2 separate regions of the Homo sapiens genome follow, and region 2 is linked to region 1. A link is an interaction called in ENCODE POLR2A ChIA-PET data of the cell type or tissue named here. Cell type or tissue: Panc1. All regions are shown on one strand.

Region 1 (2,500 bases):
GTGGAAGGTGTTTGGGTCATGGCTTCATGCTGTCCTCCTGATAATGAGTGAGTTCTCACTCTGAATTCACACGAGATCTGGTTGTTTAAAAGAGATCTTGCTCTTGCTCTTGCTCTCCTGCTCCCTCTCTCCATGTGACGTGCCTGCTCTGCTCCCCCTTCACCCTCCACCATGATTGAAAGCTTCCTGAAGCCTCACTAGAAGCTAAGCGATGCCAACATGCTTCCTGTACAGTCTGCAGAACCATGAGCCACTTAAACCTCTTTTCTTAGTAAATTTTCCCGTCTCAGATAATCCCTCATAGCAATGCAAAACAGACTACCACAATCTAGAAACAGAGTTTGAGATGAAGAGAAATAGCTGTAATCACTATAGTATCTATGGAGAATGTTCCACCACAAGTGGGGAGTCTTTAGGTAGAAGACCAAAGGGCAAGGCGAGCAGCCCAGCGGGTTTCTCATACCTGACTAAGGAGAGAGGTAGATAAAGACATTAGCATGGCAGTGACAGGAGGATGGAAGAGAAAAATCAAATACGTGGTGATGGGGGAAGAGTAGCTGCAGCATGCCTGTGTCCAAGATGGAATGGAGATGTAAGCTTCCTCAACACCTAGGAGCCTACGGGGGGCATGTTGTACTTCCCTAGAAATACTAACATTTTACAAAACAGTGAGTCTACTATCTATTGCGAGGCAGAAAGCAGCAAAGTAAAACTTGTGCTTGCTTAAACATGTTTTCAAAATCTTTATGACATTTTATATATAGAAAAAGGGAGCAAAATGATATAAGCTTATGAACCAGAGCAGTGGTCAGAAACAGTAAAGTCAGGAGAAGGAGGCAGTTTCGGGGACAAAGATGAGGTGTTCTGTTTTAGATGCATGGAGTTCGAAGAGTTGGCAAGATATGCAAGTGAGCGCCTGGCAGGCAGGACAGCTGGATTGTGTTTCTGCTGCTGGTCACCACCTCCACCCCCAAATCTGGCTATTACTAGTTGTGGTCCCTCTGGGTCTGAGAGAACATAGATAAGGTAGGCATTAATATACTTTATGGAATCTTAGACTTGATTGCGTTCATGCTGCCTTTGCCTCACCACCTGGTGCCCAGGTTGAATAGGTTAAGCCCACTCTCACATCTCAGAATCCCCCTTCACTAGTTCAGCCCTCTGTTCACTCATCTCCCTCGCATAACCACTTCCTCCTATGGCAAACAGCTGAGTTGTTGTCAAGACACAGAGGAGGGCTAAGCCCACAAATATCATAAAAGTGACCTGTGCAGGCTCTGGACTCAGACTGTTGGAGTCTGAGTCCTCAGTACTTAACAGGTGTGTGTTTCAGGGTCCTCATCTCTGAATGGAGATAACAGAATTTCCATTGTGAGGTTGTTAAGGGATTAAACGACAGGACAGGCAGTGTGACTCAGGATAAATAGGAGCGATAGGTGAGTCTTTCCTATTACTATGTAGCAATATGTTATTATTGTTAGTTGTTTATCCTTGGGTATGTTGTTATTATTTTTTATTCTTTTTTTTACCTTCAGCCAACTCACTCCATGTTGTTGTTATTAGTTGCTTATCCTGGGTATCTACCCACTTCATCTGGACTTTGGGTTTTCTATGACATTCACCATCTTTCCATGGAGTTTTCCAGGTTCAAGCCAACGTGAGCTGCTTTGATATCTTTGCCTCAAGAGTATTCTTTGGGCCGGTCCCGTGTGTCCGGCATTAAAGACCTTAGATAGATACCAATGGCATAAATCCTGCATATGAACCAGTTGAAAATGAAAACAAAATAGTTCTTTTTTTGTTTTTTTAGAGACAGGGTATTGCTCTGTCACGTAGGCTGGAGTGCAGTGGCACAATCACAGCTCACTGCAGCTTCAGCTTCCTGGGCTCAAGAGATCCTCCTGCCTCAGTCTCCTGAGTAGCTTAGTCTAGACATACACCACTACACCTGTGTACCTGGCTAATTTTTAACTTTAATTAGGGACAGAGGCTTGCTGTGTTGCCTAGGCTGGTCTCGAACTTCTGGCCTCAAGTGATCCTCTGCCCTGGCCTCCCAAAGAACTGGGATTATAGGTGTGAGCCACCATGTTTGGCCCCAAATAGGTTAAGAATAAAAAAATGAATGCGAGAATCAGGGACCCCTTTTTTAAGAGTCAAAGAAAAGCAGGAAAGAGGAAACCTAATAGTATCTAACTGGGGGCCAGGGAAGATTTGATGAGAATAGCTTGGCTTTGCTCCATGAATTCTGACTGAAGCCACCGTACTCAACACCACTTCAATATAAACAATAAGAGTAAGATGATCAGAGATTGGAGGAACAGCTTTGAAAATAAGCAGAGGCTAGTTTAAGCTATAAGGATGTGAATGATGGAGGAGGTATATAAAAAATCAAACGTTAAGGGGCTGATTCTTAAAGGGCAGCTGTACTCAAGGTGGAAATAATAGAGGTAATGATAACAGCTGCTATTTGAGGACTTGTGTACCCAAGGCACTGTGCTAA
Region 2 (2,500 bases), 110 kb after region 1:
GCCACCGCGCCCGGCCCTCTGTAGAAGTTCTTTCTGCCCAGGTTTGCTCTCTCTCTAAGCTCCCACAGGAGCTGTGGCTTGGGTTGTTCAAGGCCCCAAATTCCCGACTGGACTTCCTTTCTTCAGCTCTGCATTGGGGTGTGACCAGGACTGAAGTATTTTATTGAAATCATTGGCTCTCCTGATAGCAAACAGAGAGTTGGTGTCAGTAAGGCAGAGGAGAGTTTAGTCTGTAGTGTGCTATGGAGTAAGGGAGCAATGGAAATCGGGAGCTTAGTTTGAACACACTCAGTGTCCCCTTGTGCAGTGTCCAACCTGCCCAACCGTACCAGCCCACCCTGATTGAGGGACTAAAGAGTGGAGGAAAGGAAGGGGAAAGGGATTTCACTGACAGCTGGAGCCTTAGCCCTCGGGCCAAATGAAGGACCTTCCCAGAACAGAGTGACCCAGAAGGAAGCTGTGGCCCAACCACCAAGATGGGTAACCCTGACAGGCACAACCTGCCCTCTTGTCAATCAAGGCTGGACCACGTGGTGTGGGGAAGGGGTGAAGGACTAAGAGAGGGGGCAAAGAGGAGGGTAGGAAGGTCCTGGCCTAAACGACCCAGTTAGTTTCCCCATCACCCCCTACCCCCATCCTGTATCCCAGGGAAGTATAGTGCAGCTGGGTTCTTGGTTGCCATGGCGACTGACAAAAAAAAAGACTTGAGGGGAGGAAAACACCCCGGGGCATGAAGAAGCAATTTGCTCTCAGGTCTGGGAGTCAGCACCGGAATCAGAATGTCCTAAGAAGGAAAGAAAACTGAGCGAGCCGGGCTTGGGTAGGTGGCAAACCTTCCCAAGGCCCCCTGCCAGCCATCCTAAGAGAGAGAGGGTAGGGGCGACCCCAGCTCTGTGTGGGAGGCGCCAACTCTAAGCCCCCACCCCCGAGGCTGCCCCTCCCACCCGAAGCGTTTAGCACCCAGGGTCTGGGGTGGGGGGCGAGGCGGGGGCGGGGCTTCCCAACGGATTGCTTTTTTTTTTTTTTTTTTTTTTTTTTTTTTTTTTCTTAATTTCCAGTTCCGCCTTGGGACGAGTCCCTGGCTGGGGGAACCGCATCAGGCCTGACACCCATCCCATTCCCCCCTAAACCCAGAACGAGATCCAACCTCACTCCCCAGCCCCTTCCCGACCTCGCCGCTCAGGCTGTGATGGGAAGGTCCCTGGGAGTGGGGAGGAGGGCAAATTTAAACCCGGAGGGGATCCTGTAGCCCAGTTCTCCTCGGTTCCCTAAACCTCCAGGAAAGCGGAGAAAGTCACATTGTGGTGGCAGCAGCGGGTTTTTTTTTTAATCTGTTAATAAAACGCAAGTGAATCAAATCCGCCCTAAGGGAATTTGGGGGGCGCGGCGAGGCAGAGGCCATGGTGTTTGCAGAAGTTGGAAATTTAATAAGAAGGAAAAATAAAAATAGCCACTGTGCTGGAGAGAGAGAGAGAGAGAAGGTTGGGAGAAGCAGGCAAGTGTGGGACTCCTAGCTGGGTGGAAACGTGCAGAGGGGGCTGGGGAAGGCGAGGGCACCACTAGTCCGGAGGAGCAAGGGAGACACTGCTGGGGATACCAGGAGGGGAGTCTTTGGGGTGTCACCAGAACAGTCCAGTTCCTTGGCAGATTTTTCACCAGCAGTGAGCTGGGCACAGAGGTTGGGGTTTGGCCCTCTAAACACCTGGGTGTAGAGGTCCAGCCTCTGGTTACTTGGTCTTCACAGCGCCCCCCACCTTCTGAGCTACTCAAGAGATGGGGGACAGTAGCAGTACTGCCAAGAACAGTTGTGCAAGTTGCGCACTGCACAAGCATGCCAGACAGAGGCTAGAGCAGAAGCTAACATCATCTGTTCCCCTCACCACACATTGCATCTGCCCAGAGGAAGAGGTACCTTTTATTTATTTTATTTTATTTTATTTATTTTATTTTTTGAGATGGAGTCTCACTGTTATTGCCTGGGCTGGAGTGCAATGGCACGATCTCAGCTCACTGAAACCTCTGCCTCCCAGGTTCCAGCAATTCTCCTGCCTCAGCCTCCCGAGTAGCTGAGATTACAGGCGCCCACCACCACGCCCAGCTAATTTTTGTATTTTTAATAGAGACGAGGTTTCACCATGTTGGCCAGGCTGGTCTCGAACTCCTGACCTCAGGTGAGCTGCCCACCTCAGCCTCCCAAAGTGTGGGATTACAGGCATGAGCCACGGCACCCAGCAAGGAAGGGGTACCTTTTAAAGATCTACACAAGGCCGGGCGCCATGACTCATGCCTGTAATCCCAGCACTTTGGGAGGCCAAGACGGAAGGATCGCCCAGGACCTGAAGACCAGCCTAAGCAGCATAGGGAGACCACCATCTCTACAATAAATAAATAATGAGAAAATAAACATCCTGGCCGGGCGTTGTGGCTCACGCCTGTAATCCCACTGCTTTGAGAGGCCTAGGCAGGCAGATTGCTTGAGCTCAGGAGTTCAAGACCAGCT

Evidence for each region. Peaks named below come from ENCODE experiments on the same cell type or tissue, not always from the same donor. Only the 100,000 strongest peaks of a DNase experiment are listed, where the experiment ranks them.
Region 2: POLR2A ChIA-PET joins it to region 1 with 13 read pairs; 4 of 35 experiments call an interaction of 5 or more read pairs at or near these places.

What each region holds. Positions count from the first base shown.
Region 1 is chr17:30,531,878-30,534,377 of GRCh38, forward strand. It overlaps the pseudogene ALOX12P1. Among named protein-coding and RNA genes, the nearest start is that of GOSR1, 56 kb to the left of the region's middle. In Panc1, no CTCF peak of the experiment used is centred here; no DNase peak of the experiment used is centred here.
Region 2 is chr17:30,645,455-30,647,954 of GRCh38, forward strand. It overlaps LOC105371723 (a long non-coding RNA gene), which reads left to right and starts at 1,590. Exons shown (of 4, transcript XR_001753096.2): 1 at 1,590-1,908. RefSeq lists a silencer at 397-691. In Panc1, no CTCF peak of the experiment used is centred here; no DNase peak of the experiment used is centred here.